Linked DNA regions of Homo sapiens: region 1 is linked to region 2. Evidence: chromatin loops called from intact Hi-C (ENCODE). Cell type or tissue: heart left ventricle. All regions are shown on one strand. Links, peaks and the distances in the headings refer to the core of each region. The heading gives the core; the rest is flanking DNA.

Region 1 (5,383 bases), core at 178-5,177, 62 kb after region 2:
GTTACCAGCAACATAAATACTGCCAACTCCATGTATAAAAAGTCCATGCTCAAGGTGAGCAAGAAAAAAAAAAGGATAAGACAAATTATAAAGTAGCAGCGAGTGAGTGAGAAGAGAAAAGTGTGCTTGCAAGGGAATGTGGTCTTCTTCCCTCCCAGGACACGCAGTGGGGACCATGACCTCACATGAAGGTGCAAACCTTGTTGAGAATATCTCCAGCTACCAGCAGATTCTGTTTCTGAAGCCCTTTCTACATTGTTAGAAAGCAAAGGGGAAAAGTGCATTCCCCTTAGTTCATGTTTATTAGACGTCTAAGTTCCAGGTATGCTGCTGTGCACTGAGTAAACAACAAACTAGATTCTATGTCTGTTTTCTGGAAGTGTACAGTCGTGGACAGCAAAGCTAAGGCTCAGTACAACAAAGGGCATACCCCTGTCATCGGTGTCTTCTTACTCTCTCCCTAATGTGATGTATTCATCCTCCCAGTTTAGTCAAGGCAGAAAGGAGATGAGGAAGGGGAGAGGAGGGGAGAGGAGGGAAGAGGAGGGGAGGGGAGGGGAGAGGAGGAGAGGGGAGGAGAGGGGAGGCCAAGGGAGGGGAGGGGAGGGGAGGAGAGGGGAGGCCAAGGGAGGGGAGGGGAGGAGAGGGGAGGCCAAGGGAGGGGAGGGGAGGGGAGGAGAGGGGAGGCCAAGGGAGGGGAGGGGAGGAGAGGGGAGGCCAAGGGAGAAGATATGAAAGAAATAGGGAAGGAGTGGGACACAGGGAGGAAAACAAAACTATTTCCTTTCATATAAATGTTGTCATCTGGGGAGAAGCCCTCACTATCTCCTTGGTGCCTTTGGCTTTTGGTATTCAAATCCCAGAACTCTACATTTGGAATCTAGTTCTTTCAAGCTTTACATTCCAGAAATCCATTTCCATTCTTAATCTGAAAGCACCAGGAAGGCGGATGCTAATCTCATAGAGCATTCTAGTACAGCAAGTAGCTCAGCACAGAACTAATTAGGAGCTTGGTGAGTCTTTGGTGATGACCAGGATGGCCAGGACTTGCTTTTAGAGACAGCCACTGTTAGCCAGATTCCCTAGACTCTAGGGCCTGTGAATACAGCCTAGAACTGTGTCTAGGAGGGTGTAATTATATCGACACATTCAACACTCTAAGGAGGCCCATTTTCAGCTTGAAAAAATAAATAAATAAAAAGGATAGTCTCATCTATCAGTGGGAATGATGGTGATATATGTATAAACAATCTGTAAAATAATTTGTGAACATGCATCGAGAGCCTTAAAACTATATGTACTCTGGCCTGGCAATTCTACAGCTACTTCCTCCCCGCTGAGGAATTAATCATGAGAAAATGCAAAGATTCAGCTACAAAGCTCTTCAGCCCAATAACTTGTGATAGTTAAAAAACAGACAACAAAATGCCTACCACTAGACGTTAAATAAGGTACGGCAGGGGTACCCAGTCCCCAGGCTGCGGACTGGTACCAGCATTCGATTTGCATAGGAGCGCAAACCCTATCATGAACTCCACACACAAGGGATCTAGGTTGCGCGCTCCTTATGAGACTCACCTAATTATCTGAGGTGGAAGAGTTTGATCCCGAAACCATCCATCCCCCTCCTCTGTCCCTGTCTCTGAAAAAACTGTCTTCCACGAAACTTGGTCCATGGTGCCAAAAAGGCTGGGGAGCACTGAGGTATGGAATAGTCATACAATGGAATATCATATGGACATTAAAATAATGTAAAAAAATTTATGAAAGAAAAAATAATAAGTGCAAAGAACTCTAAAGTCCAATATTAATCCATCTTGGTAAAAGATATAAAATATAAATATATATATATAAATGTGTGTACATATATAAATGTGTGTGTACATCTACACACAGAGAGGGAGAGGCAGAGACAGAGAGATGGACAGTGGAAGAAACAGAGGTATGGGCTAGAAGGTATGGTAACATGTTAACTGTAGTCGCTTTTTTTTTTTTTTTTTGCTTATGATTTCTAAATTTCCCATAATGAACACATTAAAGTAAAAAATACATTTAAGTATCACTCATTCGTCTTCTTCCCCGATTGTCGGTGACTTCAGACCAACCTCTGAGTTAGGGGCCTTCCGTGGCTGCTGGGTCTGCACTAGCCCTGATGCTAACCAAACCCCCTCAGGCTGCTGCACTCCTTGGGATGATGCTCCTTCAATGGCTCACCAGAAACAGGTTTAATCCTGATTTTTGATATTCTAACTGGGTTTGAAAGCTAGAATTTAATTATTCAAATACATCCATCTAAATGGGCTCACTACTGGTTAGTGCTCAGAGGAGGCTAATGTGCCAGTGAAAAATTCTTTTATTTTCAAGACTGAAATGAGCTTGGAAGTTATCTAATTTTGCTTTGAGCACTTTCAAGAAGCTGTGAAAGCCTCTGCATCTTGCCAAATTAGCTGCCTGTTTGCAGTCTCAAAGCAAGGCAGAGGAGGCTTGAGCAGTCGGCTTGGTTTCTTCTTAAAGACGCTGCACCAGCTGAGGAGGAATGTTTCCCCTGCAGGAAAATTATCTCCTGGCAAAGACCCTGGCTGGGCACCTCTCCAATGTGGAACTAACTCCCAAAGGAAGTCACCAGGCTTCTCTGCCTAATCCAAAAATTCTCTGGCACCAAGTATCACGCATGTGTGCGTACAAATCATGGCTTCCAGAGAGTTTGAGGTGTGGGCCAGCAGTAATTTCCCAAACTATGTTCCAACTCTATGTGCCCAGTTAGGCTGATACAATGTTCTTGGGGAACAAGAACTTTGCTTTTAAAACTGCAAATCTTACTATAATTCAGACCACAGGGTATTTTTTAGACATGGGCTGTTTAGAAAATTAGTAGATGGCCTGCTGAACAGACAAAAATCACATTGCTCTGAGGATAACTTGGAGCTTACTGGATACAATAATTTGCAAACCAGTCATTCTTTTGGAGAGCTTTGTTCTGGGAAAAACTGAGTACTATGCAGCAATTTTTCAGTCAATTGCAAAAACATACTCATGTCTACACAATACCAAAGAAACCAAGAGGTATGGTAATTGTAATGCCACCAAACTTGTAGAAACACATCTGTGTGGGTGAGAGACTCACAAAGATAGGGGCCAAGTAATGTGGAGATAGAAAACAGCACACAGGGACCACTGACAAAAGACCTGGGCAGACCTGTGAGAGGGCAGACGCATCCTTTGTGCTGAGAGCACATGTGCTGGCCAAAACCTACAGCTCAATGAATATTTGTGAGGTGCCCACTCTGTGGGGTCTTCTGGAGATTCAGAGATAAATGAAGCATAGTGCCTGCCCTCAAGAAGCCTACATCAATTAAATACACAAACATCAAATGAACAAATTTGGAAAGAGCTAAGATACAGGAATGCACAAAATGCCTGCGAGAGGATACACGGGAAGCACTTAGCTCCAACTGGAAATGCACAGAAAGCTTCCTGAGGATACGACTCTATGCTCAGCTCAAAAGAGGAAGAGGACTGGCCAAGGGAAGAAGAGGGGGAAGGCGTCACAGACAGTATTACAGATGCAGAGGCCTGGAGAAAGGTGTGACCCATGTAAATCACAGGATAAAGTTCCGAGTGGAGAGTGACTGAAAATAACATTGGAGAACAAAGTCAGAGATGATCAGGTTGAGTTGATGCTTGGAAGTCACCACCTGGTAGGTACTGAGGGGCCAGGCCAGAAGCTGAGAAGAGGAGGAGGGGGTGACCAGGAAGGGCTAAGGAGGTGTGGTGAGCTCCTTCCTCAGGTTCATGGCAGGGACAGGACTCCAGGGACAGGCCCACAAGTCTTCCCTGTGCCATCAGATAGAGAAAGTCAGGAATCACAGTGGTAACCATGCCAATCGGAGCTCTGCAACATTTGCTGCTCCTCATGTACTGACCACATTGTCCATTTAAGGAAAAAAAATCTGTCCTACATGTTCTTTGGTAGTGATGGACGACAAGATTTCCCAGAGTGAAAGATCCCTATATACTTGCTGAAGGTGGGGGCAACAAGAGGAAGAGTGCTAGGAGGACAAAGTACTCATGTAGAGCCAATTGCGGAAGGAAAAAAATTCCCAAGGGATAGAGTGGGTGATGACTGTTATCAACCGACAGGAAAGCAGGCGGCTTCACAGGGACCTGGGCAAGGGAGGGGAGTCCCAGCATTGCTAGGCAGAAGCCAGCATGAGGGCTTAGCACAGAGGAGGAGGCCAGGAGGCGTGTTTGTGTTTGTGTATACTGGGGCGGGCAGGGAAGCAAACATTTAATAGACACCTGCTTTGTATTACACAACAATTAAGAGGGTCAGCCCCTAGTTTGGCCTAAGAGGGGGAAAGTAATAAAGAGCAGAAGAAAGCTCTGAAACAAGTTTGTTTGAGTAGGAGGTGCCATCAATGCTTTTGATTCCTGTTAAAACTGGTTCTGGAGAGGTGATGAGGCAAATATGGGGTTAAGGGTCTCCAGACTCCGCACTTCTCAGCAGGGCTTGGTCACCTGCTGAAGCTACAAGACTGCTCACAGGGCTTGGTGACTATGTAGGTACCCTAGGAGGTGACTTACAATGAGATGCAATGCATTGGGAGCACAGGTCTGGGGTGACATGTGTGGCTTTCCCTAATTTAAAGATCTTCAAACTCATCCAAGTCTGGCATGTGAAAAGATAATACTACCACCGTCCTGATTTCTAACAGGCTTTACAAGTGTCTTCCCTGTTCACTAAATCATGCTCTGAGATGACTGAGCCTCGGTCTGTCTCAATCACTCAAGCCCCAGCACAGGGCTGGACAAATGATGGGCCCTCAAGCACCACTGAATGAATGATGTAAAACGGCAGGGCTGTGAACATCTATTTTATTCAACAGGGGGATTTGCCTTCATCTTCCAAGTGGAGAAATATCACCTGTGACAGGCCACACAAACCCGAGCTTTTCCCATGGGGTGTCTGATCGTTGACGGAGTCATAGTCACTTACAGGAGAAAGTTCAAGGCCCAGGGCCTAGTTTTTCAAGGTTGTACTCATTATCCTCCCTTCCTCTTGACAACCTGCTCCTCTTCCTCCCATATTTCTGTTTCAGCTGGGTGGCAAGCAGCACCCAACCAGTTACTGAAGCCAGAAACTGGAAGTCAACATCTTTTCCTTCATTACATCCCATATCCAATTCATTATCCAAACCTCATGACTTCCTGCCCTGACTGTCTCTGTAGCTCACCCTTCTAGGTTCCTCCCACTGCTGCCTCAGTTCAGGCCCTCACCTCTAGGATCCTTGTGAGCTTCTCCAGGGCTTGTGCTGCCCAGCCAATTTCTGAGAGGTCAGAGCAATGCCTTTCAATGCAAGGATGAATGACCATGCTGCTCCTT
Region 2 (5,383 bases), core at 287-5,286:
TAATATCTTTCTCCTTTAAACTTTAGGCTTATATCCTTCATCTCTCTTGATAGTTCTAATTGGGTGTTTAAAAGTATCCTCAAATTAATGTCTAAAAAGAATTCTGGATTTGAGCTCTCTAGCACCCCAACCATCCATACTCGGTATGGCCATTAAAATGACCTTTTAAGTGTATAAATAAAACCACTTTGTTACCAGGCTTAATACTGTCCAGTGGCTTCCCATGCACTAGGAATACAGTTCAAGGCTCCACATGATAGAGTCCCTTCCTACCTCTTTGCCCACATTCCTCTACCATCCTCACCACTTTTCCAGGCCTTTTTGTTCTTGGAACAAACCAAACTTGGTTCTACTGCAGGGCCTTTGCACTTGCTCTTCCCGTGAGTTACAATGTACCCACCTCCAGATTTTCACGGCTGGCTCTTTCTCAGCATTCAGATCTCAGCACAAATTCCACTCTTTCAGAAAGGTGTGCCTGGTCTGCCCCACCTAAAGTAGTCCACTACCCAGCTCTCATGCCACACTATCACAAGGCCTGGTTTTATTCACTTTACACAAGCTGAAATTGCCTTATTTATTTGTTCACTGTTTATTCTCTCTACTTCATGAGAAGAGGGAATGCAGCTGTCTTGTTCACAATGTGTTCACCATGCAGAGTTGCTCAATACAGATGAGTGAATTAATGAATGACACCAACTTGATTTTCTTCATTTGAAGGTTTTTTAAAACATGTTTGTAATACACCCTTTTTCCTCTGGAAAATACTCTCATGTATGTGATAATCTGTGTTCATTCATTTTGCCTGGTACCAAGTAACTTCTTCGACTCACTGGTTCATGTCATTCTTAACCTTGGGTATGTTTTCTTCTATTATATCTTTAAAGATTGTTTCTGTTATGTTCATTCTGGAGTTTTCTTTAAAAACACAGATTAGAGTTGTATATTGGTGCTCTGAAAACTCTTTTAAATATCTCTCAGCTAATGTATCAACTAGAATGCCACCTTGTCAGGAGCCCAACCCTGAAACAACCTTGTACTAAAGTGTGCCCAACACCTTCTGCCCCACCATTCTTTATTGCTAATTTTCATATAAGGCATGTAACTCACTTTAAATGGTAACTGCAACACTGCATGCTTACTCTTAAAGTGCTAGCTATTATTTTCTCCTTGTTTACTGTCTGCCCCATATTTAAGATATATAGAAGAAGAAATTTTTGTTCTTGTCTGTCACAGTCTTACTGGAATCCAGAAAAATGTGCCTACACAGAATGGGTTGAAGTAATCAAATAATCAATATAAAATAAATACATCCTGGAATGAATGTGTGTGTGTGTATATAAAGTCTGAGTGCTTTTATTTCATGGAAATTGCTTTTGCTAGGTATTGCTTTGGGAATTCAGTGAGTTTAATTAAATACGCAAAATCCGTCCGTTATTAAAATACTGATGTAGTAACTTAAAACCAAGTGGTTAATGAGCTGCAAAGCTCACTTTAAAAACAAGCTGCTCTGTACATTTCATATGTACACAATACTTCTTTTAATTGTCAATATTGATTTCAGCCACGAAAATTAAACTGCAGAAACAAACTTAATAACTTGATTTTGATGTTATTACTGTTACAAGAAGCCTCTTGGGAACAAATTCCCACTTGAAGTTTCCTAAATTTTTAATAAAAGACTAGAGAGTGTGACAGCTTAGTAACAGAATTTCAGAGATAGCTTAAGATATGGTTTGGATGTGTGTTCCTTCCAAATCTCATGTTGAAATATGATCCCCAATGTTGGAGGTGGGGCCTAGTAGGAGGTGTTGGATCTTGAGGGCAGATTCCTCACAAACAGCTTGATGGTATCCCATGGTAATGAGTACCTTGAGATCTGATTGTGAAAAAGAGTCTAGGACCCCCTCCTTTCTCTCTTGCTCCCTGTCTCCCCATGTGACACACTGGGTCCCCTTCATATTCCACCATGATTGGAAGCTTCCTGAGGCCCTCACCAGAAGTGCTTCATGTACAGCCTGTAGAACTGTAAGTCAAATAAACCTCTTTTCTTCATAAATTACCCAGTCTCTGGTAATCCTTTATAGCAATGCAAACAAACTAACACAGCTTAATTCTACCTGAGCTCAAGATTCTTCTATACACCAGGGAACTATTTTATTTACAAAAAGCTATTTCTCTTTGTATTTTATATCAGATTTTAAAAAGGGTGGAAGCCATGAGAATGTTAAGGAAACATTATTTAATGTGAACCAAATTAGTGAACCAAATTTCTAACTATATTTTAAAATGTCATAAAAAACCATAAAAATAGTGCTCAAAACCAATAATTGGTGAAAGCAGGCTAGTTAGACAATGACTGTTGATTGATCTGCAGTCAGTTCAACACAAAATTCCCAGAAAGCTGGACCTAGATAATGCTTCCTTTAGTTGAAGTAAAATCATCTTCATCATCATCATTACTTGGAAAACACACATTCCTTCTAGGAATACTTTGCTTAAAATTACTTGAGAAACCTGTGTTTGTTCAAAAAGGAAAAGACGACTAATGTATTAATACCCTCTGGATATTTGATCTGATGCATGAAATGCTTTCTGGTCTCTAGATAATTCTGCATTTTCTATCTACCTTTCCCTCTACGTTCAATGGCAAAATAACTGTTATGACTTGACTTCTCATTAAGTATAAGACTAAGCATGAATGTAGTCTTTCTTTTTTAAAGAAAAAAGTGTAAATCTATATGAAGAAGTTATTTTAATTTTAATAGGTCTCATAATTGAGAAGTTATAAATTGATTAAAATATGTATTTAAAATTTACCATAAAATTTATGAGAAGGATGGAGTTCACTTACTGTCATTGTAATATCACTTTCAAAATCTTCTGTTAAGAAAATGTTTAAATTGTGTAGAACAGAAATGGAACAAAGAAGAAAAAATTTAAAGTTATCTTTGATAAATGGGTTATTGAAGTAAGACTTAGTGACACTAATAAGCTAGTATCTGAAAGAGAGAGACAGAGAGAGAGATAACATTGCTAATGCAATCAGCTCATTTACTTTATAAAATGAATGCTCTTAATCGGAGATAATAATTTCATAACTTACCTCTGCATACTTTAACTTCAATGTTTTATGCATTTCTCGAAAACGACTGTAACGCCTGAATACAGTCCATGTCTCATCTAGGACAGTAATCTATTAACCAGGAAAACCAAAATGAATAAGCATTAAGAAGCAAAAGTCACTAAAATTTTTCAAAAGAATTTAAAAATTAAATTTAAAAAAAGTGATTAGCATGTAAAATTTCTCTAGAACTGAAAACATTAATCTAGCTGCATAAATACAACTTAGAAATAATAAATGTACTTTACTTAAACATGCAGCTTTGGCTCTCAGATCTTGTTACAGGCAGCTTGTCTATGTAAAGTGAAGGGCAGATGGTCATCTCTTAATTGGTTATAAAAAGTGTCCCTTTTTATAGAAACACTTTTAAAGAAGAGGAGGTGGAAGAGGAAAAAAATCTCACTGCCTCTCAGTCATTGTTAGTATAATAACACAACAGTATATTTTGCTTTTTTTCAGAGGGAGAATAATCAATTCAGCCTTTAATAGGCTAGCTGGAGTGGAAACTCTGTTGCACATCAGCTCACATATGAAAGGTCACAGTGACAAGAAGAGGCAGGTAGACCACATCAGCCTTTACAATCACACCTAAAGCACAGGCCAATGAATCTCCAATTCCTTTCTCCACTTCCCACCTTTCTTCTGCGCTCTAGACCCACATACCCAACTTGGCACATCTTTCTTCCCATGTCACCCAGGAACCTCCAATTCAATTTGTCCAAAACCATACTCAACATATTCCCTCCAGTCCCAGCTCTGGTATTCTCCATTTCAAAGCATTCTACCACCACCTACCCAGCAATGCCAGCCAGAGATGCTGAAGTCATCCCTGACCTCCCTTCTCTTCCTATCCCTGCATTCAAGCAAGTGCTAAGTCTTGCTCCTTTTGCCTTCTAAACATTTCTTAGAACTTTATCCTTCCATCCTTTGCCATCAGCACCATTTGACTTTAGGCCTTTGGGTCTCCTGTGGACTCTGCAAGAGCATCTCCCAACTGTCCACCCCACATCTGCCCTCTCCAATCTCTTTTCTGCATGACTGAAAACAGATCTTTTAGAACTCAAATCTAACCATTTGATTTGGGAGGTGACCCTCCTTAAGGCGAGCTTCATGCTGCTCATAGAAAAAGACCTACATTTTTAACCTGCCCACAGCAGCCTGTCTGCAGGCCTCTCCTGCTAGGTGTCTTCACTCCTGCTGCATCCCTGAATGCGCATATTCTCTGCCACCTCAGGGCCTTTGCACGGGCCATGCTCCTTTATGGGAACTTAACTTGCACATAAGGGAAATGCTCTTCTCAAGCACAATAATTCAGCCTGATTCTCCCGCAGGTAAATCATAGGGCCATCAGTAGAAAGTAGAAACAAGAAAGAGAGAAGACACAGGTGGGCAGCTTTGTAAGGAGGAGTGAGTCTGAGTCCCAGCCATTCTTTCATTCGCTCACTTCCCAAAAGTGGCAAATGAGATGATCTAGGGTGTATGAGGATGTACATTTTTAAATTTTTCATCATTCTGGTTCTGTACTCATTTTTTACAATAACTTTTCAATTGTGGCAGGTTTCTTATGAGTTTCCTTGAAAAAGACATTTCCATAAGAAAACAAAAGTGAATGTATTTACAGAAAATCATTACAAACAAGAGTGGAGGTGCTCTGCAGTAGTAAGCATTTAAAGCTGGCAAGCACGTCACTTGAGCTTGGGAAACCCTGCTCCTGGCTGTGAGCTGGTTGGCCTTCCTCTCTGGCTTGCTCCTCCTCAGCAGACCCCACTGAGGCACTGAGAGCAAGGCCAGCACAATCAGTGAGGATGTGGGGGCTTCCTCCGGCCCACAGCCCAACAATCCACAGTCTTGGCTGGACACAAACCAGGTGGCAAAGACAAAACTGGAGCACAAGTGGGCCCTGCTGCCTTCCAACAGGGCATGCTGCAGCCTGTTTGCACAGAAAAGCCCAGGAAGTTAATGGAACCACTTCATGACCTGTGAGTAGTAAGATGCAGGATGTTTCACAGGTGAGACTATACTATACTGGGACTCAAGATTCCTCAGAAAGCCACCTCCAAAAGCCTAGGTTTCTCACATTCCTCAGACTGATGTTCCTGGCTCTCCTTCCTTCTCCTGAAATGCTTCCACTGCACTTCTTGGGCTCATGGGCAATCATCAGCAAAATCCCCCAGGACCTCAGCCTCTTCTGGAACATCCCTTTCATCTTTGCTGTAACTGAAACCCGGCTCTCCCGTGAGGAAGCACTTCCGTGGCAATGCT

What was found. Hi-C counts contacts between places; a loop is a spot of excess contacts. Peaks named below come from ENCODE experiments on the same cell type or tissue, not always from the same donor. Only the 100,000 strongest peaks of a DNase experiment are listed, where the experiment ranks them.
Region 1: it touches region 2 in a loop (4-fold over the local background); 1 of 110 quality-filtered maps calls a loop at or near these places.

Annotation. Positions count from the first base shown.
Region 1 is chr20:16,394,666-16,400,048 of GRCh38, forward strand. All of the region lies in intron 17 of KIF16B (kinesin family member 16B), which reads right to left. Among named protein-coding and RNA genes, the nearest start is that of KIF16B, 180 kb to the right of the region's middle. In heart left ventricle, for the core only: no CTCF peak of the experiment used is centred there; a DNase peak (open chromatin) is centred at 2,576; H3K27ac peaks cover 733 bases.
Region 2 is chr20:16,332,823-16,338,205 of GRCh38, forward strand. It overlaps KIF16B (kinesin family member 16B), which reads right to left. Exons shown (of 26, transcript NM_024704.5): 24 at 3,104-3,193. Among named protein-coding and RNA genes, the nearest start is that of KIF16B, 240 kb to the right of the region's middle. In heart left ventricle, for the core only: no CTCF peak of the experiment used is centred there; no DNase peak of the experiment used is centred there.